Linked DNA regions of Mus musculus: region 1 is linked to region 2. A link is a loop called in an ENCODE intact Hi-C map of the cell type or tissue named here. Cell type or tissue: heart. All regions are shown on one strand. Links, peaks and the distances in the headings refer to the core of each region. The heading gives the core; the rest is flanking DNA. Region 1 overlaps Ndufb5 (NADH:ubiquinone oxidoreductase subunit B5). Region 2 holds the start of Usp13 (ubiquitin specific peptidase 13 (isopeptidase T-3)).

The links. Peaks named below come from ENCODE experiments on the same cell type or tissue, not always from the same donor. Only the 100,000 strongest peaks of a DNase experiment are listed, where the experiment ranks them.
Region 1: a loop joins it to region 2, with 7 times the contacts of the local background. A loop is called at or near these places in 9 of 42 quality-filtered maps.

Annotation. Positions count from the first base shown.
Region 1 is chr3:32,748,689-32,764,991 of GRCm38, reverse strand. It overlaps Ndufb5 (NADH:ubiquinone oxidoreductase subunit B5), which reads right to left. Exons shown (of 6, transcript NM_025316.2): 6 at 13,433-13,963. The coding sequence ends at 13,843. Among named protein-coding and RNA genes, the nearest start is that of Ndufb5, 20 kb to the right of the region's middle. In heart, for the core only: no CTCF peak of the experiment used is centred there; no DNase peak of the experiment used is centred there.
Region 2 is chr3:32,811,857-32,828,159 of GRCm38, reverse strand. It overlaps Usp13 (ubiquitin specific peptidase 13 (isopeptidase T-3)), which reads right to left and starts at 10,534. Exons shown (of 21, transcript NM_001013024.2): 1 at 10,288-10,534. The coding sequence starts at 10,449. In heart, for the core only: a CTCF peak has its summit at 10,242; DNase peaks (open chromatin) are centred at 5,399, 9,429 and 10,579; H3K4me3 peaks cover 4,131 bases; H3K27ac peaks cover 4,322 bases.

The sequences.
Region 1 (16,303 bases), core at 3,149-11,148, 61 kb after region 2:
AGTCCAAATTTGGTGGAGACGCGCCCCTGCCGCCCTGATTGGCTGAAGCTGCGTGCCTGGTGAGGTGATGTTGCCTGCCGTGAGTGGAGGGGGGCTGAGAGTATATAAGAGTGAGAGGCCCAGGGTTCGGGGGGAGAAAAAGATGAAGCGAGAGAGATGAAGACTGAAGCTTGCTGAGTAAACTGCTGTTAGAAGAACTGGTGGTCCTGTCGTTCTTGCTGGTCAAAAGCGTATGCGACAATCCCACCCTCTGAAATAGGCTACTAGTGGCAAACTTAGGCTATTGGTTGACAGGAGTGCCTATCCAGATAGTCTGTTTCACCCATGAAATGGGTCTGAGTAGGTTTCCCGAGGTTTATAAGAATCTTCTTATATTTACAATAAGAGATAAATTTGTTAAAAGCATGAACAGTCTTTAAGGTGAGCTTAGGGAAGACAAAAACCCCTTCTGTGAAGCAGAAGGGTCAAGAGGGACTTCTAGCCTCTGTTCAGAAGACTGGCTATACATAAATTGAGCATAATGAGAAACATCTTTACGTCTATACTTAAATGACAACCAAAGGAAACTTAAAATCTTGAACTTGTGGCTATGATAGTTGATTGTATAGTGGAATGTTTTGCCAGTGTTAGACTACTAATTCATAAGAACTCCATTCATCGATGTTAGAGCCCTGAACTTTCGGAGTCCTAAAGTAACGTTAGCACTTCGAGGGGAGGAAATCTGAAGCACTTTTGCTCCTTTTATAGATCTTAAATCATTTTCTTATCACCGTTTAACCTTTCATGTGCTGCGTCTGCCAACCTTAAAACACCTTCGTAGGCCCTACAACACTTTCTTAGGAGAGAGGTGGGGCTAGGGAGAGGTGGGGCTAGGGAGAGGTGGGGCTAGGGTAAAGAGCAGTCCTTTTACACTCTGCTGCACCCGGCTCACACTTGGTGGCAGTCAGCAATGGCAGCAGATAATGACACAAGCTGTTGCCAGGTCCCTGGGAAGAGCCTAGCAGAATCGCCTGTGAGCAAAAAGTAGCCTTTTCCAGCCTTGATATGAGGGTTTGTACCTTATCTTATTATTATGCTATGGTTTATTCAGTTAATATCCCTGGGAGGCCTTTAAAAAAAAATAAGGGAAATGGAGGTGAGAGGAGGAGAGGTATGAAAGAACTGGGATTTGCAGAGGGAGGGGAAATTGTGGTTGGGATGTAATGCATGTAAAAAATTAAAATTAGGGGGCTAGAGAGATGGCTCAGCTGGTAAGAGCACTGACTGCTCTTCTGAAGGTCCTGAATTCAAATCCCAGCAACCACATGGTGGCTCACAACCATCTGTAATGAAATCTGATGCCTTCTTCTGGTGCGTCTGAAGACAGCTACAGTGTACTTAGATATAATAATAAATGAATCTTAAAAAATTAAAATTAATTGTTTTCACACAATGTGTTTTATTATATTCTTTCCCCTCCCCTAACTCCTCCAAGATTTTTACCACCTCCCTACCCAGTCCAACTTCTTGCTCTCACTCTCTTTGCAAAAAAACAGAAACAAACAAAAACAGTAAGACGACAAAAACGAGCCAAACATGAAACAAAAGGCCCAGGAATAAACAGGGAATCTGTTTTGTGTTTGCCAAGAACTCCTGGGTGTGAGGCCTGCCTTCGAGTGTGCTTAATATACATTTCATTGGTGAAAACCGATCTTCCCTTTCCCAGCAGGCAAGGATTGCAAACAGCTTCTAGGTCAGGTGTTGGGGTAATCTTTTTGTGCACTATGTAAAGGTTGTCTTTCATTCAAACGTTGATTTCTGCACTGCAGAAGGTTGAGTACTGACTGGCCTTGGGTATTGTTGTATTTATGGATCATCACCTGCCTCGGTGTTTTGTAAACGCGCACCGCTCTCACCATCTGGTTGGTTTAATAACAATCTGACTGACAATAGCTGAGACAGAAGAGGAAAGGTGAGATTTCCGGGCAGAGAGGGTCTCTGGAGAAGAATCAGAGGCAGGAATTTACCAGGTGACATGGTGGTATAGAGAACAGGTACCCAGAAGGAATGAAAGGTAACGGGCCACATGGAAGGATGTGAACTAGAATTAGCCAGGTTAGAGCTAGCTGGGAGGTGCTCAGCTATAGTGCCCAAGCTTTTATAAATAATAGTAACTCTCTGGGTCATTATTCAGGAACTGGCAGATCCAAGACAGTCCGGTGATAGTCAGGGCTGGGGCTTCATGCTCTTTTTCCCTTCTCAGGGCTGGGACTATCTGGTTTGAGCCTGTGTGGGTCTTATGCATGCTGTCTCGGTCTCTGTAAGTTCATACATGTACCTCTGTGAGTGCATACATGTATCAGTCCAGTTGTGTCTGGAAGACGCTGTTTCCTTGGAGTCATCCACCACCCCTGACTCTTACAATCTTGCTGCCTCCTCTTCCACAAAGATTACTGAGCCTTGAAGGGAAAGATTTGATAAAGGCCTCCTACTAGGACTGGGTGTTTCAGTCTTTTACTCTGCACATTGTCCACTTGTGGGTCTCTGTGTTAATTACCATCCATTAAAATATGGTGCATCTCTGATGAGGGTTGAGTAATTCATTAGTCTATGGATATAGCAATATGTCATTAAGAGTCATTTTATGGCTATGTTCCTGTAGCAAAGTAATAGTAGTGGGCTTTGGGGTATATATAGATATAGATATATAGATATATTTAGATACTAACCCTTTAGCAGATTTATAATTGGCAAACTTTTTTTCCACTTTGTAGGCTGCTTCTTTGCTTTATTGATGGTGTTCTTTGCTGTGTAGAACTTTCTTAACTTCATAAGGTCCTCTTTATTAATTGTTGGTGTTAGTGTTATGTCCAAGTCGCAGGGACCCCAAAGACCACCAAGGAGCCAATTCCCATGCAAACACTTAAGGGCTTTTATTCCGAGCTTGAAGTGACAGCCTTGAGTCTTGGGGTACAGGGTACTTATTGTGGTTATAGCCAGCTTGGGGAATTTCCATATGAGCCAGCAAGTAAATATTTTAAAAACTACATTTCTGGCATAATCTGCAGGAATCAAACATGGGGGCAAAACCACCTGACAAACAGGCTGGCTAGGTTATCTATGTTCTGCAGGATGTCTTAGGTTATCTAGATGTATCTTGACCCTGCTGTTGTAGCCTGACTGGCTGCTGCTAAGGGGTTGCGGGTGGGGAGATGCTGCCATAGGATGTTTGCTCATGTTGACTTTGTGGTGTTCCTCCTGGAACTGGAGTTTAGCCCCTGGAGCTTCCTAAACACAAATTTGGCTGGGCTTTACATTAGCACCTGTGCTAACTGTTCCATCCAGAAAGTCCTTTCCTGTGCCAATGAGTTCAAGTCTATCCCCTGCTTTCTCTTCTATCAGGTTCAGCCATTTTGGTCCTTTGTTGAGGCCTTTGATCTAGCTGGAGTTGAGTTTTGTGCAAGGATCTGTTTGCATTCTTCTCCATGCAGCTATCCAGTTTGTTGAAGATACTGTCTTTCTCCTATGTATACTGTTCTGTTAAAATCAGATGTCGGTAGGTGTGTGGACTTTTACCTGACTCTTCAATTCAATCCTTTAATCACTGTGTCCCAATACCATGCCATTTCTATTACTTTATCTCTGTGATACAACTTGAGACTGGGGATGGTGATACCTCTAGCAGTTCTTTTATTGTTCAGTATTGTTCTAGCTTTCCTAGGCTTTTCTCTGTTTTCATATGAAGCTGAAAATTATCTTTTTCAATTTGTCTGAAGAATTGTGTTAGAATTCTTGGTGGGGACTGCATCTAATCTGAAGCTTGCTTGTGGTAGAATTGAATTTTTTTCACAGTATAACTCCTATGTTGATCCATGAGTGTGATAGATTTTTATATATATATCTTCTCCAATTTTTATGTCTTCACTGTCTTAAAGTTTTTATTGTATGACTCTTTCATTTGCTTAGAGCTACCCCAAGACCTTTTCATTGTTTGAAGCTATTGTGAAAGGTGCTGTTTCCATGATTTCTTTCTCAATCTGTTTGCCACTTGTACATAAGAAAGCTGATTTTTGTGTGTTTATTTTACTGTAGGCTGCTACTTTATTGAAAGTGTTTATCAGCAATAGATGTTTCCTACTGGAATTCTTAGGTTCTTTCATGCATAAAATCAGATCATTTGTAAATAAAAACACTTTCTTCCTTTCCTATTTGTATCCCCATAATCTCCTCCAGTTGTCTTATTGCTCTGGCTAAGTCTTCAAAAAGTATAGTAAATAGGTATAGAGAAAACAGACATTCTTATCTTAGTCCTGATTTTAGTGGAAATACTTGTTTTTCTTGCTATTCCGGTTGATGTTGTCTATGGGCGTGCTGAAAATTGTCGTTATTATGGTAAAGTATGTCCCTTGTATCCCTAATCCCTCCAGGACTTTTTATCAAGAATGGATGTTGCATTGTATCAACATCCTTTCTGAATCTAATGATATAATCCTGCGTTTTTGCCGTTCAGGCTGCTTGTGTGATTCATTTCATCTATTGATATTCATATGTTGAACCATCCCTGCATCTCTAAGATGAAGCCCACTTGATCATGGTGAATAATCTTTCTTTGATTAGGTTTGCAGTTTATTGAGAATTTTTGCATCTATGTCCATAAGGTAAACTGATCTGTAATTTTCTTTCTTTGTTGGGTCTCTGTATGGTTTACAGAGTAATTGTGGCTTCATAAAAAGATTTAGGCAATATTTTTTCACTTTCTATTTTGTGGGATAATTTAAGGAGTATTGGTATTAATTCTTCTTTGAAGGTCTGGAAGAATTCTATACTGAATCCATGGGCCCTGGGTCTTGTCTTTTCTTTTGATTGGGAACTTTTTAATTAATGCTTTTGTTTCAATAGGAGATTACAGGTCTGTTTATAGTGTTGATTTCATCCCCACTTAATTTTGGTAAGTTGTATATGTAAAGAAATTCATCCATTTCTTTCAGGCTTTCCAATTTAGTGGAATACAGATTATTTTTAGGTATATCCATATACCTCTCTGAGTTTTCTTGGTATTCTTTTGTAATGTCTCCCCTTTCATCTGTAATTTTATTAATCTGGATCTTCTCTCTATCCTTTGGTAAACTTGGCTAAAGCTTTGCCAATTTTTTTTTTTTTACTTTCTCAAAGAATCAATTCTCCGATGCATTAATTCTTTGTATTGTTTTTTGTTTCTATTTCTTTCATTAATTTCAGCCCCAAGTTTGATTATTATTTCTCACCTATTCTTTTCGGCCATTATTTCTTCTTGGTTTCCTAGGCCTTTCACGTGTGTTGTTAAGTTTCTTCAGGTTTGGGTGGTGCTGGTGCTGGTTTGGGTTTGTTTGTTTTGTAGTTGTTGTTGTTGGTTTAGGATTTTGGGGTTTGGAGGTGTTTTATTTTGTTTCAAGACAGAGCTTAGCTGTCCTAGAACTATCTATATAGACTAGGCTGGAACACACAGAGATCCAGCTGCCTCTCTGTCTCCTAAGCACTGTAATTAAAGGCATACCTGCACCATCACCCCACCTGGCTTTTTTTTTTTAAGGTCAGTATGTAATCGTAATGACTTGCCTCCCAGTGCTGCTTTCATTGTGTCCTGAGGGTTTGGGCGTGGTATGCTTTTGTTTCCATTCAGTTCTAAAAAGTTGTTAATTCCCTCGTGACCCAATTCGTTCAGTAGTGAGTTCCTCAGTTTCCACGATTTTGTATGCTTTCTGTTGTTTATATCCCACTTCAATCCATGGTGGTCAAATAGGATGCAGGGTGTTATTCCAATTTCCTTAAATCTGTTAAGATTTGCTTTGTGTCCTAATATGTGGTCAAATTCACAGAAAGCCCCATGAGTTGCTGAGAAGAAAGTATATTTTTTAGTGTTTGTGTGACATGTTCTGTACATGGTGGTCAAATAGGATGCAGGGTGTTATTCCAATTTCCTTAAATCTGTTAAGATTTGCTTTGTGTCCTAATATGTGGTCAAATTCACAAAAAGTCCCATGAGTTGCTGAGAAGAAAGTATATTCTTTAGTGTTTATGTGACATGTTCTGTACAGGTCCATTGTAAATGATGATTTTGTTGGATATAGTAGTCTGGGTTGGCAACTGCAGTGTTTCAAAGCTTATAGAACACCACTCCTGGCCCTTTTGTATTTTACAGGGTTGAGGTCTGCTCTATTGTATTGTAATGCTAAATTCTATACTTAAAGCCTGGGCCAATGAGTGAATTCTCATGTTTACAAGCTTTTGTTATGCAAACTTTGATCCTTATTTTAAAATTGTTGGTTATGTAAAATTGGCTACAGCCAATTACTGGAGGGACTAGAGGTAGATGGCTTTTGAGTTACCTGGTTGGGAGTGGAGGAGTGAGGCAGAGAGAGACCATAGGGAGAAGAGAAGGCACCCTGAGAGGAGAGGTGCCATGAGCACATAGCCAGGAGGAAGAGCAAGTATTTGGGAAATGCTGCTGGGAAGGTAGTCAGGCCAGCAGTTAGAAAAGTAGATTAAGGGTTAATTATCAAAGCCAAATAAAATAACCATAGTCTGAGTCTCAGTTATTTGTAAGTCAGACAGGGATAAGCTTAAATTTGTTGTACTACACAGAGTCTCCCTTGAAAAGTCAGACATTGCTCTAATGGGCCTGTTTTTATATGTGACTAGTTCTATTTCCCTTACAGTTTTTAATATTCCTTCTTGTTTTGGTAGTTATATTTTTGCCTTAGTTTAGGGTTTTATTGCTGTGAACAGATACCATGACCAAGGCAAGTCTTATAAAAGACAACATTTAATTGGGGTTGGCTTACAGGTTCAGAGGTTCAGTCCATTATCATCCAAGTGGTAGCATGGCAGTGTCCAGGCAGACATGGTGCAGGAGGAGCTGAGAGTTCTGCATATTCATCTGAAGGCCCCTAGGAGAAGGCAGACTTCCTGGCAGCTAGGATGAGGGTTTTAAAGCCAAGTCCACAGTGGCACACCTATTCCAACAAGGCCACACCTCCAAATAGTGCCACTCCCTGGGCTAGACATATTTAAACCATCATACTCCCTAACTTCTTCAATGGCACATTTTGATCATTGAAAAGTGTATTGTTGCCAGGAACAGTGGAGCACCACTCTTGGGAGACAGAAGTGGGCAGATCTCTGTGAGATCAAGACCAGCCTGGTCTACAGAGTGGATTCTAGGGGGGACATAGTAAGGTCCTGTCTGAAAACAACAAAAAGTATACTGTTCAATCTCCATATTTCTAATTTATTTCATTATTACCTGATAAGATACAAGAAATTATTTCAGTTTTTATTTGTTAATGCACACACACACACACACACACACACACTCACACACACATATTCTATTTAAGGGAAAGTTCCATAGGCTTTTGAGAAGAATACGCATTTCCAAGTGTTGGATGGAATATTCTACAAGTGTCTGTCAGTGTCTTTTGATATTTAATAGTGTTGAAAACTCTGTCTTCAAGAATTCTCTTGAAAAACTGTGCATATGCATGTGTGTCTGTTTGTGTGTATATGTGTGTATATACATGTGTGTGTTTGTGTGTGACTGTATGTGCATACGAAGGCTCACATGTCATGGCTCATATGTGAAGGTGAGAGGACCACTTGGGAAGCCAATTCTCTCCCACCATGTTGGGCATGGCGACTGAACTCATGCATTCGGCTTCTCAGTGCTTTTGCACACCAAGGCTTCTTGCTAGCCCCTTTGTTAATGCTTCTGTATGTATGCTCTATCTATGAAGAGAATAAGAAGTCGAAGTCACCCATTATTTTAATAACCAGACCTACCTGTCCCCCTTTTTGAAATTAAAGCTTTATTTTTTAACATTTTTTATTAGATATTTTCTTCATTTACATTTCAAATGCTATCCCAAAAAGTTCCCTATACCCTCCCCCCGCCCTGCTCCCCTACCCTCCCACTTCTTGGCCCTGGCATTCCCCTGTACTGGGGCATATAAAGTTTGCAATACCAAGGGGCCTCTCTTCCCAAAATGGTCGACTAGGCCATCTTCTGCTACATATGCAGCTAGAGACACAAGCTCTGGGAGTACTGATTAGTTCATATTGTTGTTCCACCTATAGGGTTGCAGACCCCTTCAGCTCCTTGGGTGCTTTCTCTAGCTCTTCCATTGGGGGCCCTGTGTTCCATCCTATAGCTGACTGTGCGCATCCACTTCTGTTAAGGCTTTATTTTTAATTACAAGTATAACATGGTGCCAGGGGCCAGCCCTGGTGGTTCTTCTTTCTTCTTGGTTCTCTTTTGAGGTAAGCTGAGGGGTAAGAAGAGCATTGGTGGGGGCAAGACTTGGTCTTGTGAGACATTTAGGGTGGCATCATGAACAAAGGTTAGTTAACTGGCTGCACAGTATATGAGCTTCCTTTATGAGCGACAGTCATGACCTTAATTACCTTTTTCTCATAGATAACCCCATTATTAAATTTGCCAGTTCAAAATATCTTCATCACTTTTGATCAGTTCCCCCCCCCCGTCCCCCCCCCCGTCCCCCCCCCCCCCCCGCTCCCTCCCCTTTTTTGAGATGGAGTTTCTCTGTGTAGCCCTGGTTGTTCTGCAACTCACTCTGTAGAGCAGGCTGGCCTCAATCAATGATCAGCCTCTCTTGTTTCACAGCTTTTGTAGAAGCTGAAAGGGTCTTGCATTACTGTTCATTTGTTTAGCTTCTCTCCCTTTATGTAAGTACTATGTTGCTTTGAATGCAAGTTGATCTTAGTCACTGTTAGCTAGTCTTCCATTATGGTAACAAAGTACCTGAGATAATCAATTTTAAAAGACAGATTTACTTTCACTCATGATAAGAGATTTCACGATTGATTAGTTGTGGGGGGTCTCTGCGGCCTTCACAGCAGAGTGAAAAGCTGTAGGAGGCAAGACATGGCTCAGCAGACAGTGTTACTTTAAACTTCAGGAGCCTGAGTGGTTTACTGTAGGCCTCTTCAAGCTCAGCATGATCTGAACTATTCTTGGGATGATTATCTCAATCCCGAATTCATAACAAAGCATACCTAAATCGCTTTAAGGTGCAAATTAAACTAAACGCAGATCAGATATAACTAGACTGAAACTCTTTTTAAAGTATATATGACACCTTTCATAAAGATAGTTTTATATTCTGAGAAAAACAAAGTTTCAAGAAGGGTCTGGAGGAGGGCCCAATATTGAAAAGTCTCCTGCCACACAGACTGTGCAAAGGCTAGAAAGCATGCCCATTGGTCCATGTCTGTGAGCACAGAGTCCCATGTCCTGTTGCTTTTGGCCCTGTGGCAAAACAGTATAATCACGGAGTTATCTGCTGGAAGCAGTTGTTCCCCTTATGGCAAAAGGAAAGTAAAAGAGAGGAAGAGGGTGTTCAGCTCAGTGAAGCAGGCAAGCATAGGGAATAGCAGAGCAACCTAGGACTCTACTTGGTTGTTGGTTTTTTTTTTGTTTTTTGTTTTTTGTTTTTTTTTAAGAGGGCATCGAATCCCATTACAAATGGTGTGAGCCACTATGGTTGCTGGGAATTGAACTCAGGACCTCTGGAAGAGCAGTCAGTGCTCCTAATCTCTGAGCCATCTCTCCAGCCCCTTGGTTTGATATCTTATGGGCCCTCTTCTAACAATGCATTTGGAAACCTAAGACCCTCACTCATGTATATCCACTCTTCTCTGAACAATGCACCTAGCCACCTGTTAGAAACCCAGAACCCCCATCTGTATCAAGCTGCACATACCTACTTAATATGAGTATGATAAACAATGGGTAAGTTTCACCTTCCTTTAGCAACCACCAAACAGTGTCTATTCGAGTGTATTCCCAATACATTCATCTAAGAGGATAGGAGGGTTGATCTAGATTGAACTGGTCTTGGGTGCTTTACAATAGGCACATTGTCCTCTAATTGAGCTTTTAGGGAGAATCCCCCCATTTATGCTTATGCATAATTTGATATGCATAAGACTAAAATCGGATGCATCAGGGGAAGGAACATGAACATTGATCATGTTCAGTATATGTCCAAGTCTGTCAATCAAAATAAAGAACCAACCAAACTATACCTGAGTCATTCAAGTCCTCTGTCTCTGAGCACCATAAAAAATAACCACAATGAATGATCTAGCAGGCTTCAGTCTCAACAGTGTATCTGACTTCATCTGCCACCTTGCTGATTTAGAAACCCTGTGTGTGCCCTTAAATCAACCCTTTGGATAAGAGGTGGAGAACCCAAACACAGCCAGTCCAGACCTGAGCCCTGGTAACGTGTTTGGCAAGCCAGCCAAGAGGCACGAAAACATTCTTCCACCTTGCTGATGAAATGTCACTGGAGTCTGGCTTTGTCAGAGAGTTGTCTATTTAAGTGCGCCATGTCAGTTCCTGGGAACTGTTTATTATGCTGTTTTGTGTCCTGAGAAGGAACCTGCATGACAATTATTAATGAACTAAAAATAGACTGTGTGCTGTTCTTGACATATGTCTAATTTTAAAGTCTCTCTCTCTTATTCCCTCTAATTCTCTCTCTCTCTCTCTCCCTCTCTCTCTCTCTCTCTCTCTCTCTCTCTCTCTCTCTCTCTCTGTGTGTGTGTGTGTGTGTGTGTGTAGGTACAAGTCACAGCATACATATGGAGGTCATAAGTCAATTTGCAGTTTGTTTTCTTCTACCACAAACCCGGGAGTGCTCATAAGTAAGCCTGAGTTTGATCTCTCTCTGTCTATCTGTCTGTCTGTCTGTCTAATCTATCACAAATTTTCTATTTTTGCAGAGCTGACAATTGGATGTAAGGCCTTACTATATACTAGTTTTTCAAAGTCTATCACTGAACCTGGAACTTGATCACTGACTAGAAGCTAGACTAGCTGGCCTGTGTGCCACCAGGATCCTCTTGGCTCTGCCTCTCAGTCAGTACTGGGATTACAGACACTCCATCCAGCCCACTACAGATACATGCCAGTGTTTAGTTATGAAATAACAAGACCTACCTCGCTGTGCAACGTTTGTACATCCAAAGGAGAGAGCCCTTCAAAACAGGCATGTCCCAAGTGCAAACAAGGTGCCTCCTTCCTAAGCCTGGCTGTGTCCTTCCTGGTGCTGATGTTTGAACCCGGGGCCTTCAGTAGGCTAAGTATACACTCACCTCAGAGCCACAGCTGTGTTTTACTTTTAGATCCTTCTAGAATGCTGACAGAGGGCTGAGGATTTGGAAAAGCAGCAGAGTGCTGGCACATATGGGTTTGGTCTCCAGTACTTCCCACTTCCCCACCCCATCCCCAAACCCAAAAAGAATAACTTAACTCCACTCCAAAAGACATACCTTTCATCAGATGTAACTTAATATGACTTATTCAACTTTCCAAAGCCTATTAAGTGAGGATAATGTGTGTATGTGTGTGTGTGTGTGTGTGTGTGTGTGTGTGTGTGTGTGTGTAAGCATGGTTGTAAAGATATGGTTAGTTCCTATCTGTTACACATTAGACTTAACAACTATTTCTAACAGGATTTTTCTTTCTGTGCCAAGCTTTCTGTATATTAGTAGGACATAAGGAATGATATATCCCTCAGATTAGTAGAATGGCAAAGGGAAACCTACAACTGAGCTGGGTGGTGGTGAGCTGAGGGCAGCAGAGGGAAGGGAAACTATGGTCAGAATGAGAGAAAAAAAGAGAGAGCACAATGCACAAAAGTGAATGATATCTACAGATCCAACATGTTCATGGCCTGTTCCCTCTTTCCTAGTTCTCCTACAAAATGGTTTGCATAAGCAGGGCCCAGAGACCTTATGTCCTTCTCTCAATCTGTAGGCAGAATTGTGGGACTGCATAGGAAAGCCTCAGGACAAATCTTTGGGGTAGTGGGGTGTGGCCATCCCTTTCTGGGAAAACAAGGAGCTTCCACCACTCCAGAAGACTTTGGTGGAGGTCGGGAGCAGGCAGCCTGACAAGTGGCCCTGTGGCCTTTTATTTCTTTTGTTCCTTTAGGCAGCAGCAGACACCTTCCTATTGGGCCAAGGACAATTATGTAGAAAACTGGTTCCAGGCTCTGCTTCTCCTCTCGCAGTGTCTAGATGCTGCTGATACACCGGTCAGAAAGGTGAAGTCTGGAATGGGTGGGGTCTGCGGTCAACCTCTTCTTTCTAGGGCAGCAGAGTCGCCAAGTTGAGAGGGGGTAAAGCGGAATGGGGGTCCACAGAACTCCAGACTGGGCAGGATGCTAGAAGTGTTACAGCTCTTAGAAAAGGAGTAAAGAGTAAAGGGGTTCCAGCAGCCCGTGGGGAGGATCCCCAGGTCCTGGGCCCAGCAGCTGCTGTGGCGAAGATGCCAGTGATGGAGATGTCGAGCCTCTGCCAGGCAGATGGGACCAAAAGTCCAACGAGTACATCAGGGGGAGACAGCCCTCCCCCAAATGTTACAGCTCAGTAAAAATAGCCAGTCTCAAAAGACCCTTGGTGAAATAGCTTGTGTGCTTTATTCCATGTGGACAGGGCTATGAACCTTGGGATTTGGGGGGATCCTATTGGCCGATACTAAGGCGCTGGTGATGCTCTATTTGTCTGAGGAGGAATAACAGGTGCTATGCTATGCGACTGACTACTTGTGGCACCTGGTTGGGGGTTTCAAGGTTACACACTCCAAGGCAGGCACAGAAACAGGGAAGGAGCTAGTTTTATTCCTGTCAGACTCAAGTTCTGAGATTTCCAGGGTTTGGACTTGCTGTACCCTGGCAGTCTCATGCCCATTCCTCTCACAGCATGGTCCACATGCCCCACAGAAAACCACCAGCTGGAAACCACACAATCTGAGTTCATTACACTGTCATGAAGAATGAAGAGCAGATGCAAAGAAAGGCTGGCCTGAGTTGAAAGATAACAGACACTGGAAATGAAAACTGTTTCTGTGAACATTGAACACATCTGAAGTCTCTAATCCTCACCTGAAAGGAGAGAAAGAACTTGACAGGAAATGGCGCTGTTGGAAAGGTTGTGAAAGAGCCCATGTTTTTGGAGCCATGTTCAGCAGACAGTAAGAGCTTGACAAATGACAGGCATGAGGTAGCTTTAACTCACACGTCACGCAGTACTGGAGACCAAGCCCGGGGCTTCATGTGTGCCAGCACTCTGCCGCTTTTCCAAATCCTCAGCCCTCCGTCAGCATTCTAGAAGGATCTAAAAGTGAAACACAGCTAGAGAGTGCAGCTGTGGCTCTGAGGTGAGTGTGTACTTAGCCTACTGAAGGCCCGGGTTCAACACCAGCACCAGGAAGGACGCAGCCAGAAGGACGCAGCCAGAAGGATGCGGCCAGGCTTAGGAAGGAGGCACCTTCAGTGTTTCCAGAACAGAGCTCTACGGGAGCTCAGTTACTGTGTCTCAAGAGTTTGTGTCTGTACACTAAAAACGAATGGCACGTACCCCAAAAGTAAAGCAAGATGCTACAGGTAAACTCTAAGGCTTTATTTATTCTGGTCCTGATAATTTTATATGGTTGGTTCAGTATTTCTTTTGAACTTAAAATTCCAAGTAGTCCCAAATAAGCCCCATCTGCAATGACAGATGACTACAGTTCCTGAATATTCACAGGACCGCTGCACCTTCCACCTGCCAGACAACGGCATCAGCAGCTTATCAACAGTGTCACTTTAGGAATTCACAACTTCCCAGACCTCCAGGTTTCATTACTACCCTGTAAATCCCAACAGATGAAGCTGAAAGGCCCACAGAGAACACATCACCTGAACCTCATGAAGAACCAGCCACAGAATCTTGTGTACATCAGAGCAAAAATACAGAGTATTTATTCATTTCTTCCCACTAGAGGGACACACTGTTCTTGGACAGACAAATGAATCATCAGTTGTCAGGAGTTGCCTTTGGAGAATGATCAATGAACTCCTTTTCAGGGGTTGGAAATTGATACCAGGGTCCATCACCTCGGGCACGCATCAGCCTTCGAACTTCCTGCTCCTTTAACCTGTAACAAAGGGAATAGTAACTGTGAGGATACGGACACGTGAGCAGATGCAGCCACTACAGCAGTCAGCAGAGCTTCTTCAAAATAACAAAGCAGAACCACCATAGGACAGAGGCCTTCACCACTCCATAGCCGCACTGCTCAGGGGTCTAAGTTGGCTCATTAGACACATAGCTGAGTATCCATGTTCTTGTGCATAATACCCAAGATATGGAAGCACTCTAGCTGTCCATCAACAGATGAATAATAAAGAAAATGTGGCACATTTACACAATGGCACACCATTCAGTCATATGCAGACAACTGCATGAAGCTGGAGGGCATCATGTCCTCTGCTATGTGGAATCCATACTGATGTATACAGGTATACACAGGACACAAAACAGATGGGGAACTACTGGGGGCAGAAAGGGACCAGGAGGAGGGAAGAGGACAGGAAGAGATCAGCAGGCAGGGGAGAAGGGAAGAGAAGGTAAAGGAGGTAAGGATGAGCAACGTACATCTTTATGAAGATGCCATCAGGAAAGCCTTTATTCCATACACCAAAAAAGTTAATGAAGGGGAAAACAGTCCCACGATCCCAACAACAGAGGTAGTCACTGTATGCATGATAGTCTGGCATAAACAGGCACATGGAAGCAGACATCTGCTATACATACAAGCCAACTTGGGGCTGGTGAATTTTATCATCACTTACATTGAACAATTGTCTCCACAGGCCCTGCTCCATGGCTTTGTGACAAGCTTGCTCTGTCATCCACCTTTCTGATGTTAATACAGTTGGCTACAGAACACCCACTAATGAGCCCATGCGAGGGTCCCATGCTGGGAGGTGATATGCTGCCATCTGCCTATACTGCTGCTATCATTGTTTGAAGAGGGAAGAGGGAATTTCTCCACAGCAAGTGGAGTCCCCTCACTAGCACCACACTGAATGGCCTACATTAGATATTCCATTGTTAAAAACAGAAGAGAAAAATCAGAGCCAAAAGCCCCATCAACCCAGAGCCTCACGCAGCTGACATCATACTCTGGGTGATCTGCATGGTACAGAGATCCCTTCACAACTCCACAGCCAAGGCCAAGCCTTCTCCATGAAACCCTGGCCTTCCAAAGTACATGTATTAAGCTTTTTATGACCAGAAATGTACAACTACATAATTCACTTCCCAAGCATTAGCCAGCTCTCTAACCTTACTTATGAGATTAGATACCTTTGTAACTGTGACTTAGAGAATATCTATTCAACTTTTCAGAAAGGACTAAACACTTTTTCCCTCTTTTAAATATAACTACACAAAATGTGTAACTATCATAATTAAAGAGAAAGAGTTCATAAATCTAAGAGAGAGTAGGGGGACAGGGAGGAACTGGAGTCGGGAGAGGAAAGGAGGTAGAAATGGTGTAAGTAAAAGTACTCACGCAGAAAGTTCTTACAGCAATCAATCAATCAATCAATAAAAACAACAATAGCAACAACAACAAACAAGGCACAGCCAAAGCCCAAAACCCAAGGCTGAGGAAATGGCGCAGTCAGTGAAGAGCTGGCCTTGCAAGGACAGTTCTGTCCCCAAGCCCATGTCAAATCATCCCTTCCCAGTGCTGCGGAGGTGGAGACGGATCCTGGAGCCTGCCAGCCAGTGGCAAGCCTACTTCCTCCACAAGCTCCAGGTCAGTGAGAGACCCCGTCTCAAAATTTAAAACACAAAACAGGTGGATAGAGCCTGAGGAGCAATGCCTGAGATTATTCTCTGCCTTCCATAGGCACACGCCTGTACATGTATACACACACACACATCTGCACACAGATACACACCAAAAAACCAACCAACCAAACCAAAACTAATGAGCACACCGCGGACTGAGAGAAACACAGTAGTCAAGGCATGCTCTTCTCGGGAAGAGCATTAACTGAAGGCACAGGGCTAAGCAAGGTCCGGAAGAGGGCTGTATCTGCACCCACCTGACTTAATGCTAATGACATTCTCTCTAGAAACAGGTACACAGGGGCACATATGGCTTCTGGCTGTTATACAGGGCAGTCTCTAGTGATGTGGGATGGAAAGAAACAGGCAGGTTGTGGAGTGGGCTGCTGTATGCAGAGTAGCTTCTTTAGGAATTTCTTTCCAGGGCGGGAGAGATGGTTCAGCAGTTAAGCGTACTTGCTGTATTCATGTCTGGTGGCTCACAGGCCTGCAACTCTAGCTTCAGGACATCGGATGCCCTTTTGGCCTCCATGGGCCTACATCCAGGCAGACACATACACAGAGACATACACTATAACCATTTAAAAAGGGGAGAGAGACAGAGACTAAGAGGGAGGGGGAGGGCATTCCTCTC
Region 2 (16,303 bases), core at 5,267-13,266:
TCCAAACTCAGGCACATGCCTACCGAGTGGCCTCCATAGGCCATGCCAGGCTTTTTTAAAGCATGGACTCTGAGGCTCAAATGTAAGCCTTATTCTTTACCAATTGAGCCATCTCTCAAGACCCTCATTTTACTCTTAAAAGAGATGGGTTCAGGATGAAACTGCCCACCCTGATCAGACTCTGTTAAATGTGAGAAGTGGGTTTCCAGACAAGCCCATAAAAACACATCTTGCTAGGCTGATACAACTGTGAGCTGTACTGAATGGGGTCCCTGCAAAGAGCCAGAAAATACTAAGACCTGTGATTCTCACAGTGGGCCCAGCTCCTCACAAGATCACCAAGAACACTGTGCATGTGTTTGCCAAGCCCAAGACAAGATCCCGTGAGGGTTACATCACCTTTGCTCAGAGGGACACAGGCACTCACTGCACATGCACACACACACACACACACACACACACACACACACACACGAGGAAAGCACAAACCAAAGTGGTGGTTTGAATAAGAATGGCCCCCACATCAGGAGTGGTGGTGCACACCTTTAATCCCAGCACTCAGGAGGCAGAGGCAGGCGGATTTCTGAGTTCGAGGCCAGCCTGGTCTACAAAGTGAGTTCCAGGATAGCCAGGACTACACAGAGAAACCCTGTCTCGGAAAAAAAAGGGGGGGGGGGAATGGCCCCCATGGCCTCATATATTTGAATCCTTGGGGAATGGCACTACTTGAAAGGAATAAGAGGTCTGGCCTTATTGGAGTAGGTGTCACCTTGTTGAGGTAGGTGTGTCACTGGAGTTGGACTTTGAGGTTTCAAAAGCTGTACTAGGCCAAGTATCTCTCTCTTCCTGATGCCTGTGGATCCAGATGTGTAACTCTCAACTTCTCCAATACCATGTTGGCCTTGTGTGTCACCATGCTTCCCACCATGCTAATAATGGACTAAACTGCTGAACGTGTAAGCTAGCCCCAATTAAATGCTTTCTTTTAAAAGAATTGCCATGGTCATGGTGTCTCTTCACAGCAACAGAACCCTGACTAAGACAGGTTTATGCAGAACAGCAGGAAGCCAGGTATGACAGGAACCAGAAAAACACAAGTCCTAAGCTGGGAACTCAAACCTCCCACATATGTACAGAAATGAAGCCCCTCCTGAGGTCACATGGCAACTGAAAGAAGGGGCTGGACTGAACCCAGGCTAGCCTGATCCCCAAGGCTGCCTAGTGTGTCTGCGAAGCAGATGTCATTTTGCTGGCAGGAGCTGGGTGGGCGGCTGTTGGCAAGCATAGCCGTCGCTGCCAGGGCTTGAAAAAAAAAGAGCAGCTTTTCCTTCCGGGCTGTTGCATTCAAGGCAGGGGGCAGGACAGGGACAGCCACCGGATTCCAGAGAGGTACCTGTGCCAGGCATTCTGTCAGGCTTTCCTGTAGAGAGAAGAAAGGTGTGCCCTTCTCAAAAGTGGCCACTCCTGGCTGAACTTGTTCTATTCAGCCAGTTTCCAAGACCCCATGGACTGAGCTGCATGGAAGATGCCACTGAACTACCTGAAGGGTTGTCAATCCCCTCGGTCTTTGTGCCCTCATCTGCTATGTCCAGGGTCCAAACGGAGAGAAAATTCACGTTCACTGAAGCCCACCATAAAGCCTCAGGCTGGAGACCTGCTATACAATTCAGTGAACCCCAAGTGGCCATGCACATGAGCTTCTTGTCCCCCTTGTCCCCCCTCATCCTCACATCTTGTTCTTCTGTTCTCTTTCTTCCTGGCCAATCAATGTTCTGATCCCCTCAGCAGACCAACAACCCTGTTTCTAAGAACTGCTGAGAATAGACATCTATGGCCAGGTGGCCATGCCTCCTCCAGTCACACCCAAAGCATTAGCCAGTGCGGGGAGGACACTTGGTGTTACTAAGAGAGAGTCTGCATAATTGCAGCCAATTACAAGTGTCCTTTACGGCATTTCTACTTCCTAGCTAATTATATACATGGCGAATCTACTCCAGGATGATTTTAAGTCACATGTATTCTGCCCAGAACAGCTGGGTACACCATAGCCTATTCACATGTCTAACTTCTAGAGAAAGCACTAGCCCAGGCTCCTGCCTAAGGTTCTCTGAGCTTGAGCCAGTCAGAGAAAAGGGGACAAGGATACAATGGGCACTGTTTCCTCCAAGAAACAAGTGACATGATTCAAGGAGCACAGAGGTGGTTGCCAGTCCCTCACAAGTCTAAAGTACTCAAACTAGGCACTACCACATCCCCTGACCTCTGAAGTCCCTGCTTCCTAACTTCCCAGGCTGTACAAACTCAAAGCCCACTTGTATATCCCATCTCATCTTCTTCATGGTCACCTTTGACACACTCCATTACCCAGACCCTGGCCAGGGATCCTCCTCCATCCATGTGCTGTGGGACTCCACTGGGTCATTACCTGCTTCCTCAAGCTCCATTCTCACGGCTATTGTCCTAATAAAGGGATGTCCTCCAGTACAAAAGCAACTTTCTATTTCGATCTTTAACTCTGGGTGTCCAACTACCCCCGACTCCAGGCCTAGTCTACATTTCACTTCTAGAAGAGCAGCCACCTTGTCTCCAGCCTCTCCCCTCACTGCTAAGTGGCCAGCCCATCTAACCTAGTCTTGTTCTAAGACAGGGTCTCATGTAGCCCAGGCTATCCTTGAACTTGCCTACCTAGCAAAGGCTGACCTTGAACTCTTGGTCCTCCTAGCTTCACCTCCCTCGTGCTAAGGTCACAGGCACTTGTCACTACTGCCAGCTCTCCACCAGTTCAAATCTCATCAAGGTCATCAGACTCAGAGTAAGGATCAGACTGCTACCCAGTCTCCCTGCTGACCGGCTCTTCCAGAAGAGAATTTACTATCTCAAACACATGAAAGACCTCCACACCTTCACACCCTCCTCCAACAAAGCTACACATGTGGGACCTCCCGGAGCCAAAGCCAGACACACTGCTTGTTCTCAGGCCTGAAATCTTCGAGTGTACATTTTAAGTGCCATATCAAATAGCCTGTAAGTGCTCTGGGGGAGGGGGAGCTCTAATTGCATAACACATCATAGCTTACATTGCATCGCTGTTACACCCCAGACTCTGAACAAGCCTGAAGAAGTCCCTTAAAGTCCCCAATGCTGGGTGGGCCCATAATGGACACATTAAAGTAGAATGGAGATCTGTTACTTTCCTCCTGCCCTTGGACCTCTGTCTCCTCCACGGACACACCTCCCCCACGGTCACCTACCCCACTGCAGGCTGAATGGTGGGGTCTAAATGAGAAGTGACTCAAAACAAAATGGAGGTGGGGTAAGGGTTTCATGTGGTCCCGGCTGGCCTTGAACTCACTGTGTATCAGGATATAAGCAAGAGGATGATTTTGAACTCCTGTTCCTCTTGCCTACATCTCTCTAGTGCTGGAACTGCAAGCTTGCACTTGCACCCAGTTTTGTGCATTTCTTGAAATAGACCAAAGCTGTGTACATACTGGGCAAGTACTCTACTCACTGAAGCTAAAGGTTTTGATTCCCTTCACTGGAATCACGCACTACCCTGCATCCTAGGCATTGCCGCAGGCCAGTACTGGGCATGCACAGATCTATCACATCCATGTCATTATTACAGTTCCAGTTCTTATTCAGGCACTGTGCCTACAGATAAGGGGGTCTGCGACCAATCACACAGTACTGAACATGAATGACAGCACAGTCCTGGTGGCACCGGGAGAGGCCTGGCCTCTGGTCCTCTCCCCGGGCAATGCCATGGGGTCAATTCTACAAAGCCCCAGAGGCATCTAGAATCACAGTACACAAAACACCCAAGACACTAACTATTCCCTGGCAGCTTAAGGGTCAAACTTAGGACGTGAACAATAGTATAGCAAAATTAGAGTACCACATTGGTAATTTAGTCATGCTTTTCATTCCAAAGCCTATGTTCAGGGTCTTAAGAATAAGCAATCAGAGAAAAAGAGTCAGGATTAGTAACACAGACTTATTGTAAATGGTGTAACTTTTAGTTTTCTGTTATTTCCCTTTGATTCTCTATTCTGGCCTTACATATTCCATGGTTTGGACAATCTGTATTCTACCTAGTGACCAAAAGAAAAAAGAAAAAGAAATGGCATAAAAACAGGGGGAAAAAAAGAAAGGGAGAGCCTAGCCCAGGTTGGGGAGAGGGGTCCTCACAGTTAACACCGGGCCAGCTTTGAAGCATGTCTGGGTCACCCAGGGGAGAGGTGACAGAGAAGGTATTCTGGCTGAAACAGCCAAAACACAGGCAGAGGTGAGGTATGGAACTCCTAACTCTGGAGGGCACCTGAGAGCTAACACAAGAAAGATGGGTCAGCCAGGTAAACTGAGGCGACGAGGCAGAGTCATCTGACCAGCAGCCCTGTGCAGTTCTGGGCATCGAGAATGGTTCCAGAGGAGCGTGTGCAGACTGGAGGGAGAACAAGGTCATTGGTTAAGGAGCTTCTGAAAGACCAAGGGGAGGTCAAAGGTTAGCTGTCTTCCTTAATCATTCCACGCCTTATCTTTTGAGACAAGATCTCTCCCTAAGCCTGGAGCTGGACAATTTAGCTAGACTGGCTGGCCAGCAAGCCCCAGGAATCCTCCTGTCTCCCCAGCACTGGAATGACAGGCACATGCCACCATGCCCAGCCTTCTACACAAACTCAGGTTCGCACATTGCACGGAGGCACTGCTGCCCTGACTGTGCCATCTCCCCAGCTTTTAAAACATGAAACAACTCATCTCCCATGCCATGTCTGTTTCAGAAGATCTGGCTTGGGAAGCAAAAACTCCCAAAACTCTCATTTCTAACCATTCCAGGCAATGGTGACACTTGGTGGACAAGCTCAGGGAGATTCACCAAACCCCTAACAAAGCTTTCCCACAAGTAGATGGGCTCACAGGCCTCCCCTGGTTAGCTAAGTCAGGCCTGACTACCAAGCCCTTCTCCGATAGAATCTTACAAAGACTCCTGGGGAGACAGAGAATCATCAGCATGACGTCACCATCTAAGAACCTTGGGAAATGGAGGAGAAGTTCCTTCTCCACAGAAGTCCTGCTACTGGAAGGAGATGTGAGCTGGTGAATGGCTCCTCTCAGCTGCTGTTGCTCCTGGAAGCCTAGGGGGTTGAAGAAGACTTCCAGAACAAATGCTGAGCTGGTAAGTGAGGGTGTGTCCTGGATCAACACTCGCACAGCAGGGGGAAGGGGGGGGGAGTCTGAAGATAAATACCCTCCCCCTCTTCTGCACCTCCTGTGGAAGACTGGAGGTGCATTCCACAGCTTCCCCTCCCATAGGCTTGTTACCAGCTGCAGTTGGCTTAAGCCAGGGCTTTCCTCCCTTCTTGTTGCTATCCCTTTGCCTTCCCTGAGACAGCCTGCCAACACAAGCTGCCTTTTCCAAAGCCTGCTCTTTGCAGTGATCCAAGATAAGGCCAGGGTGACCGTTAACATTCACTGTCAACTTGACAGGACCCAGAATCACCTGGGAGACAAACCTCTCCAAGGCTCCGCAGAGGGTGGGGGTCTCGGTTGGGTTCAGTGCGGTGGGGAGACACTATCCAGGGCACTGGATTTTAGACTAAAAAAGGGAGAAAAGCAACTAAACACCAGCGTTCACTTCCCAGTTTCCTGCCTGTGGATGTAAGGGGATGAGCTTCCTCCAGTTTCTGCCACCATGACTAGTCCCACCACCTCAGAGGACTGCGCCCTCAACCACAAACCACAACAGGGGCTTTAGTCATGGAGTTTGTCATAACAACAACAGCAACAAACAATGGCTAAGACAACAAGGGCTAGACAAGCAGCTCATTCTGCAGTCGGAGGAGAGCAGTGTGCCCTGAACAGAGAAGCCCCTGTGTAGTCCAAGACTTCACACCTAGTAAATGCTTCAAAAGCAAGAATTAAAGGGATAAAATAAACAGGAAGAAAGCCAGTGTGGAAGGAATGGTACCTAAGTTCAGGTGCCTGGATACACCATAGACTATAAGCGTAGGCCCTCGGGGACAGGATGGAATCAGAAGTAGATGAGAAGGATCCTTGATAAACGCTCACCAGGGGAAAGCAGTATTAGACAAGAAGATGACTGCTGCACAGTGAGAAGCACAAACTGGCCTCACTAGACTACAAAGTACACAGTACACAGCATGAAGGAGCAACTCCACCTCAGAGAGAGCCATGTTGGGTATGTGAAGGCACAAAGTAGATGTGGGACTCAACACAATCCCCACAACCTGCACCTCACGAAACTTTTAACACAGTATCTGACCTCCAGCTCCACTAGGAAGAACATTACAGACTTCATGAGATGAACCAAGACAAGGAGAATTGAACTGAACACACTGAGGCCGGAGGCTAGACCTGGGCAAAACCAAAAGGGCAGGGGAACAAACTTGCCTTTATCATCTGTTCTGTCCTAGACACTTGAGGAGAGGAAGGACCTGGGAAGTACTGAGATGAGTCTAACCCTGTCCAGCTTACTACAGCCTGCAGAGCTCGAACTTGCCTACGGCCTGGAGCCTCCACAATACAAAGGCGTGGACTGCCTTCCTCCAACCTTGCTTTGCAATAGCTACTTTCCAACACTGGATTCAAACTGCCGAGGGGACAACTGGACAGGAGGGATTATTATTTCTTACTCGTGGTCAAGTGTCACCATGGACAAGGAGGAAAGATTCCTTTTCTGTTTGCAAGTTGTCTTCTTAGCTCAACAATAAGCCATGACTCATGTGGGTCCAGCGCTCTCTCTCTCTCTCTCCCTCTCTCTCTCTCTCACACACACACACACACACACACACACACACATGTTAATCAATTAAATAATTTCATTTAAAAATAAAATAGATTGCTAAGCCTGGGCTGATGGCATAGACCTGTGATCCAGCTATTTAGGAGACTAAGGTACAAATATCTCAAGTTCAAGGTCAGTCCAGAGTTCAGAATAATTTCAAGTAAGTTGTCTTGGCAACTCAGTGAGAGCCTATTTTAAATTATAAAAAGATATAGAGGACATAAAAAGATATATGGGGATATAGCTTACTGGCAGAGTACTTGTCTAACATGTATAAGGACCTACACCAAGATCAGGTTCAATGTTAGGGTATGAGGTTAACATGTTAAATCCCAGCTCCTACTACTGTGGGGGGTCTCTGCTCAAGTGTATGGGGACATCTGACACCAGCAAGACAAAAAAATTGCATATATGTGTGTGTACATATATATGTATAATTGATTTATATATATATTTATATATTCAAGTACTTTTTCGGAATTCAAGATCCTCTTTCTACTCCTTTCTTGGTTCTGAAGTTGCATCTTATTTGCTGCTATGATTTGAGTCCATCCCTGTTGCCCACCCCACCCTGTGCTGTGCCCCAGGTGGTAGTACTGTTAAAAGGTGGGGTAACAGAACCTTTGGTGTAGTCTGCCTAGCAGAAATGGGTCACTGGGGGCTATATCTGCTTCTCATGTTGACCTGAGCCTTCTGCTTCCTTAAGTGGCCGCACACTACTAACTGTTCCACCATTCCCTCCCCTCTAACATGGACTGCACTGTACGTGCCAACTTAAATTTTGTCTCTTGGTGGCTGTTCCTGTAGGGATTTTATGTTAGCAGCTAGAAAACTACCACACTCTGCCAAATCGGCCTTTTTGTTTTGCAATACATTATAGGCACACAAGAAGGAGATATTTGTGCTTTGCGTATTGGACCATATAACTCCTCTCCCTTAGAATATCCACCCATTCTAATATCTTCTATCACCTTTAGCTATGAGCCTTTTCAAAACAATCGGAAAGGAGGATGTCTACCCTCACCCCCACCCCAATGTAACTGTTTTTGACCTTCCCCACAAAGCCCCACAACACATATGAACAAAAGTCTTTGCTCTGTTTGACACCATCCAACTGTGTTTCTCACATGTGTGAGCTGGCACTAAGTTAGGTGCTCAAAAAAAAAAAAAAAAAAAAAAAAAAAAAAAAAAACACTGGATCCTCAGTGAACTGCTGAAGTCCCCCAAGAAAAAACTTCTCATTATCAGGCACCATGCTTTAAATGATCGGTTATAAACCCTCGTCATCTTCCCGGAAATACAGATAATGAAATAGGATGATTCATAGCCTGTAAGCAGAACCAGTCTCCCCCAAGGAACATGGCAACACGCATGAACTCATCACGTACATGGACAAGAAGCCTCTAGAGCACTGACTGGCACATGGAGACCCAGAGCCTATCTGTGGAAACCGGTTTCAACAAGCGACTTGTCCTCACCCCTGCTCTCCAGTACCAGTCTACCAGCAAAGCTTGAGAAGCAACCAGTTCACCATAGAGAAAGCCATTTTATGTGTTGTCTTAGTCAGGGTTTCTATTCCTGCACAAACATCATGACCAAGAAGCAAGTTGGGGAGGAAAGGGTTTATTCGGCTTACACTTCCATACTGCTGTTCATCACCAAAGGAAGTCAGGACTGGAACTCAAGCAGGTCAGAAAGCAGGAGCTGATGCAGAGGACATGGAGGGATGTTCCTTACTGGCTTGCTTCCCCTGCTTGCTTATCTTGCTCTCTTATAGAATCCAAGACTACCAGCCCAGAGATGGTTCCACCCACGAGGGGCCTCTCCCCCTTGATCACTAATTGAGAAAATGCCTTACAGTTGAACTCATGGAGGCATTTCCTCAACTGGAGCTCCTTTTCTTATGATAACTCCAGCCTGTGTCAAGTTGACACAAAACTAGCCAGTACATGTGTCCTGAGGAGTTAAGCCACCTTCCAGTGTCTGTAGTCTGTCCACAGCTTAAGACACTAGCCATGCCCCACCCTGGGGGAGGGGGTTCATGTAGCCTACCCAACAGGGTCCACACAACCTGAAAACGGTCTTTCCAAGAGTGTTGTAGGGGATGGGATGCAATGGCGTGCTGACAGTCACCGGGAGTAATGTGTTCAAAGCGTGCCAACTGTTAAATGTAATCTTTCATTCCACTCTACCCGGGTCTTTTTTAAAGATATGAAAAATAAATAATTAACAAATTAGTTAGGTTTGATCCCCAGATCAACCGGAATAGCATAAGAGAAAAACTAAACAATCCCAGAGAAGAGGATAACGCCAGAACCACAATGAAATACCAAACAAAACAAGCTTCACTAACCATCCCAAGCCAACCAACCCCAGACAAGAAAAGGAAAAAGAAACAAAAGAAAAGAAACTTCTGAGGTTTTGCCTCTCTTTTAGGGTCGAAGCCCCTAATAACTATATATGTTGTACAACCTCTGTGAAACCTGTCTCTCCCTCCAACCCATGCACCTCACGATGCCCCAAGATCTGCTGGGTGACATATGAGATCCAAAGTGGAAGGATAAAAATAACCTGGTCCTCAAAAAGGCAGATAGCCGCCAGACAGCTGAGTCACTTTGAAGCCCATTTTGACTACTGTAGGGGGCATTTCACCCTGCCTCTGCCTCGCAAGCTTCCACAACCTCACAACCCACCGGGTTGGAAACCTCCCCCAGCCTCCCTGGTGGAAGGCCAGGATGTCTCTTAACTTCCCCTCCTCCTGCGGGGTCACGAATCAGGAGTGAACTTTTAATAATTCACATAGCGCACGTCAGCCCAGTGACTCACTTAGAAGGGAAAGATTTGAGTAAGGCTTTAGGGAGCCATAATAAGCCAGCGGCAGACCCCTTATTTCTGCTGCCCTAATGGGACCACCGGACCTGACAATAGCCAGAAAGGAATGGGATGGGAAATGGAGAGAGAGGCGAGCTCAGAGTCCATCAGCATTGTCCCGCAGTGGGAAACCCTGGGCAAAAAAAAAAAAAAAAAAAAAAAAAAAAGGCTTCTAGGAGAGGGAGAGAAAGGAGAGAGAGAGAGAGAGAGAGAGAGAGAGAGAGAGAGAGAGAGAGAGAGAGAGAGACTGAGCGTGCCGCGGGCTAGGGGACTCTCACCTACCACGTCCCCACCCTCTGTCGCCCGCGAGAACAGCTCAGAACCCTGGACTAACTCTTGCTTGCCTTTCTCGATACTGGGGCTTTGGGCAGAATACTGACGACTGGGGCCCTGGCATCCTAGCCACAGGCTAGCGGAGCGAAGGGCCCAGGGAACCCAGTCTTCGTCCGCAGCAGCCTGGAGGCGCTCACTTGGTGCCAGGGAGCCAAAGCTGGAGGAGAGGCAGCAGGAGGAGGAAAAAGTCCCGGGCCCGCAGCTCATCGGGTCCCCTGCCCTGTGCGCCACCCCGTTTCCCAGGCTGGCTGCGCAACTGCGCCGTGGATCTTCCTTACCGGGGAGTCGTAGGAGAAGGCGCACTCGTTCTTGTAGACGCGGTCCCCCGACCTGGGCACGCGGATCGTGGGCATATGAGGCACCAGCAGCTCGCCCAGGTCCCCTGCAGCCATCTTCCCGCCGCCGCCCGGCACGCTGAACAGGGCGCCCCGGCGCTGCATGACCGCGGAGCGCAGCGGGCCTGGGGAGGAGCGCGGCGCAGCGGGAGAACAGGACCTGGACGCGGCGGTCGCGCGGGCTGAGGATCAGTTTAGGCTCGGGAGGCTCGGCCTCTGCCCCGGCCGGCCGGCGGGCGGGAGCTGCTATTTTTAATCCAATGGCGAGTCGCCGGCCCAGCTGCAGCGTCAGGCGGGGCGCGCGCCAGCCGCAGCGCCGGGGAGGGGGATGCCGCGAGGGCGGGGACGCAGGAGTGGGAACCAGGGAGGCCCCGGGTCCCCACGCACGCCTCCCGACCCGCCATGGCCCCTCGGGGATGTAATCCCCAACTGCCCAGGATCAGGTCCTGGGAAGCCCGCACAAAAAAGCGGTGCACAGCGCGACCTCCCCATAGATCGGAAAGGGGTGGGTGGGACTCAGGAGTCGCCTTCTCTTAGATTCTTACTTCTCACTTTTTTTAAACATGCAAAGCTCTGTAAAAGATACTAGACTCCATCGAGGCCTGGAGAAGGAAGAGGTATGTTTCCCTATATGTTGCAAGGGTAGACTGTAGGAATTCTACCCCCTCCCCCACACAACCAGATAAGGATGTCTATTTTTCTCCATCTTTACAATGCCGTCCTATGACTCAAGGCCCTTCTCGAACATTCGGTAGCCTGATTTGAGGATTCATGTTCTGCCCTTGCTTGTGGATTCTTCAAAATAAAATAATGGGGGGGGGGGCTTAATAATATGCAAATAGAGCGTGTTCGTGACGTATACTCTCATGTCTATCATCTTCTTAAAAAAAAAAAAGTAAATAAATAAATAACCCATGGAATGAGGAGGTGGAAACAGGTACAGGAGCTCAAAATTAGCCTTGGCTTAGCTACATGAGATGCTGTCTTTAAAATAAATAAGTAAATACCCACCCATCCTACATCGGCTATTCCACTGAGGTTCCCTAACTATGTGTATCCTACTACCAGGGCATAGCTCTTCGTGACAGCGAGAAGGTGCAGATCCAAAGCATTCTGTAAGTCTCTCCAGATAAGACTATCCTGAAAGTCGCTGGTGATGTCACTAAATGTCTCTGCCTCACATTGCTTCAGAGCAAAGAATTACACACATTACACTTGGCTTCCTCCCTATCTAGTAGGATCTCTGCCTGTTCACAAACTGGCTACAGAAAGAAAGTTGATTTAAAATGTTGAAAGCTTAATATCCAATCTCGAATTAAACAAAAAGTCAAATCGGTGAGATTTGTTTCTCATCTGGCAGCTGATAAAAGATCTATCAAATTAGTCCAGGCTTGAGAAACACCCTCAAACACATTGTTGGTGGGAACAAAAACTGCACATCTCTGAAAGGGTGTTTACTTTTATTTTTGTCACTTTGAATCCCAAGTTGATGTTGACTCCTGGTGATCCCCCTGCCCCAGTCCAACCCATCACCCCCATTTGGTTCCCCACTGCTGGATTTCAGGCCTGTGCATTCTGGAAGGAAATTTAGTAACACTGATCTTAATTTTATATGTATATATTGTTTTCCAAGGGGTATCCTGGGTGATACTTACACCACATTTAAATTCCATCTTGGTAGGCTACTTGTTGGAGCATGGTATATAACAGGACACTGGGAGCTAAGAAAAGATCCCTCACTGGGAAGCAGTTACTGTAGAGCACCTCTAAAAGCAATGAGGTCACTCTGCACTGTCATCAGCCACATTACTAGATGGAAACAGAAAGTAATTCTGTGCGTGAAAGCCAGGAATGTGCGTGAGGTTGGCCAGCTACTGTGTCCTGGTGGGCCTTCCTTCCAGTCCTTGAGAGGGTCCTATACACACTTGTGTGCATGCCTTTTGGCCCCCATATGTCTCTTAGAAAATGTGCAAGCTATATAATTGTCAAGATTGTTGAGAGAAACAGAAAGCATGAAGTCAAGGGGACTCCTTACCATCCTTTACTTTTCTATGTGGTTCCAATAGTTTTGTTTCCCTTTGCTTGTCTGATTGAAACCGAGAGCTTGCTACTATTGGGGAAACAATAATTCAAATACTCTGCCTCTGAGCTATGTCCCCACACCTTTTAAAACTGTGTTGTCCAGACTGGCCTTGAACTTGCCACGCACCTGCCTCGGTGTTCCCAGTAGCTGAGATTATAGCCTTGAGCCCGATACCCTATTTCAATCTATTTATTGGGTACAGTGAGATTGATTGCTCAGCGGTAAAGGTGCATGCTGCTTAAGCCTAATGACCCAAGTTCAGTGCCCCGAACCCACATAAAGGTAGAAACAGAATCAACTCTGTAAAGTTGTCTTCTGACTGCTACATACACAAAGTAGCAACACACACACACATAACAAGAATTAACTAATTCCGTTATAAAAACATCTCAGGTTCAATAGTCAGTACAGAAGTTGAAGGCTATTGCTAGGTTACTGCATTGCATACCAACCCTTCTCATAGAACAACACAGACTAAAGTGATGGACTGTGAACCAGTAGTATTGCACACCTGGAATCCCAGCAGTTAGAGGTTGAAGATACCATAAATTCAAGGCCAGCATTAGCTACACAGTGAATTCCAAGCCACTCTGAGCTCCAAAGAGAATCCATCTCAAAACAAAACAAATGACCGGAAGAGATATTTGTAGAACACACCAGAGTCAAAGAGGCTTACTGAAGCAAGGACAACTAGTCTGGGGTCTGCAATGACTTCAGGTCCCACCTATGGCCTTCCAGAGAGCTAATGGGTGTGCACCAAGAGTGCAAAGATATAAACACACATACATTTACATATACATAAATATCATGTGTCGATACAGATACATGGAAAACCTATCTGCATAGCAGAATGCCAGTGACATGCCAGATGACATCTCTTATCACAACAGGGAGAAGTGGACATCAACTGAATGTAGAGAGATAATCAAACTATGTATATCTATCTACTCAAAGATGCAAATCTGAAGATAATTATTATGAATTTTGCCTCAATATTTTTATAACATCTCGGTTAACATGCAATGCTTATGCAATACCATTGAAAGTCAAATAAATAAACATGCATTTGTGATGTAACTAGAAAAACATAAAATTTAAATGGTTCTGTTTGGGAGCTGGTCATAAGATTTGTTTTCAATGTGTCTCCAACAAGGTTGCATGTGTTGCACAATATAAACATTATCAAAACAAAAATCTGAGTAAAAGAAACTTCACTGAATTAAGAAAATGTCTTTATCAAGACATTTCAAGGTTGGACACAGTGATACATGCAGATTGTCCCATCTACTTGGGAATCTGAGTGGCGAGGTTGTCTGGGTCCAGGAACTCATGACCAGCCTGTGCAACACACTGAGCATATTCAAAGGAAGGAAGGGAGGGAGGGAGGGAGGGAGGGAGGGAGGGAGGGAGGAAGGAAGGAAGGAAGGAAGGAAGGAAGGAAGGAAGGAAGGAAGGAAGGAAGGAAGGAAGGAAGGAAGGAAAGAAAGACATTAGAGGAAACTCTGGCTCAATTACTGCAAACTTTAAACTTAGTTTTTCAAATTCTAGATATGAACTCATACAGGACTCTATTTTTAGGCCAGTTTCTGCACATAGATCTTAATGTGCAGATTGAAGGAGTGATGACGAATAGACACTTAACTTCTAACAGACCCAATGTCTCCACATTTCAGACTGACTTTGGCCACATCAGGCCATTCTGCTTCTGCCACGTTTCTCTCATTTTCTTGCAGAGCCCAGATAAGCAGGCAGCACTCTAGGGCCCTCCTCTGTCCTTCAGACTCCACCTCACCACAGTACTTTTGAAGACAACACGGGACCATTCCCTAAGGAGAGATGAATGGGTTCCAGCCTTGCTTCAAAACTCTCCCACCTCATATCTATCATCTCAGTCGTTTCAAAACATACTTGTTTCATGAAGTCCTTTCTAACAGCACCAACAACCCTCAGAGATCCATTGTTATAAATTATAGCAGGCTCAGCAGTGAAGAGAGTATACTGTTCTTGTTGGGAGACCCAAGATCATTTCCCAGCATCCACCCCAGGTAAACAACTACCTGTAACTCTAGCTCCAGAGGGGTTCAGCACTTCTGACCTCTATGGGCATCGTGCACACACGCAAGTGTGTGAGCATGCATGAACATGCATATAATTTAAAATAATAAATCTCGGTGGTGGAGGATACTTGCTTAGTATATGCGGAGCTCTGTATTTGATCCTGAGCATACAACAATAAATGACTACAAAAATCACAAGCCTTGTTGCCTGCCATCAGAAACTCCATTATGCTGTGTCTTGTGCTGTTGCTCAGGTTAGCCTAGGCTGCATGTCTAAATCTGTGAGCTCTGTATTTGGACAATGTTGACTGCACAGAATGGTTTTATTTGGGACATTCATAAGTACCTGACAAGTGATTGATTCACCTTAGTGACATTGTAACAAATGCTCTCTGCAGTCAGCTTTGTTCATTTTTTAATAAAATACTTTGCTGCACAAATGTTATTTCAAGAACTGACAGAGGTTATATCAAGTGTGATACGAATATTAGTTATAATGACTAATGCCAAGAGAGGAAATCTACAGAGTAAAAAGATATCATAATAATGTCAATTAATGGAATAGCTCTTGACCTCAAAGGCTTGCCTGTAATGTGAGGGATCTCAAAGAGCCACTTATTGTGAGACCTGGGGAGAGTGGACCATAAGATCTTCAGTTCTATGAGAAACTTCCATGATAAGTGCTGTTGATTAACTGCAAAACAATTTATACCGATAAAAGAAAATTATAGTGTTTTCTTCTTGAGGCTATTCTACAAACATATATACATAGATTACCCAAGCAAGAGCTGAGGAGATAACGCAGTGGGTAAGAACCTTCAAATACAGATATTAAGACCTGAGTTCAAAGCCCCGGCTTTAGTATAGGGAAAAAAAAGAGCTAGCTATGATTGCTGTTGATTGTCCACCATAACTAGATCATTGTACTTTATTGCAATGATACAACACCCTTGGCTTCAGAACGTAGAAAAATCCAGCTGAAAGTGACCTGGAAGAGTCCTCCCCACTAGCTAGCGTTCATAGTGCTAGAAGGTGCTATACAGGCCCCTAAAGTGGAAAAGACTTCAATGATCTTGGCCATCAGTGAATAGTGAATGTCACCATGACAACCTAATAGGCAAGACATGGTCACTGGTACAAATGTGGCCTGAATATTGTGGGGGAAAGCATTCACTTTGCAATCAAACTTGAGGCCTGCTCCACAGGAGAGAGTTCATAGCTGATACTGTAAATATAGTCAAAAGCACATGCATTCCAGAAGTCATAGGCCCAACAGGGACCCTACTAATGTTGTTTTGATAAATGGACATGTTGTCAAACTACCTTCTAAATATTTGTATCAGTAGTACAGCCCTCAACCTTGCCAAAAGAAGCCTCTTTCTGCAGTAAGCAGCAGTTAATGCAAGCTTATAACTGGTCAACTTGGACAGAGTAAGTGACCACTGTGTGCTTGACCCTATCAACAACAGCAAGCAAGAGGAAACAGAAAGAAGAGAAGAGCTGGGTGGCAGAGAGGAGTGCTGTGGAGGACTGCCTTGTGGGAATGACATAGCCATTGCGCTCATGAACACACTGCAAGTGTCGTTACCTGGACAAGACATGTGTAAGACCAATCCAGCAAGATCAATCAATGTTCCAGCAGGCAACACTAAACAGACTCAGTGGGTTAGAAAAAACAAAAGCAACAACAACAACAACAACAAAATGACAGTCCATCATCAATGGAAGCCAAGGCAAGAACTGAAGCAGAGTCCATAGAAGAATGCTGTTGACTCGCTTATTCCCATGTGTTCTGCAGCTGTGTCCTCTGAGATGGAAA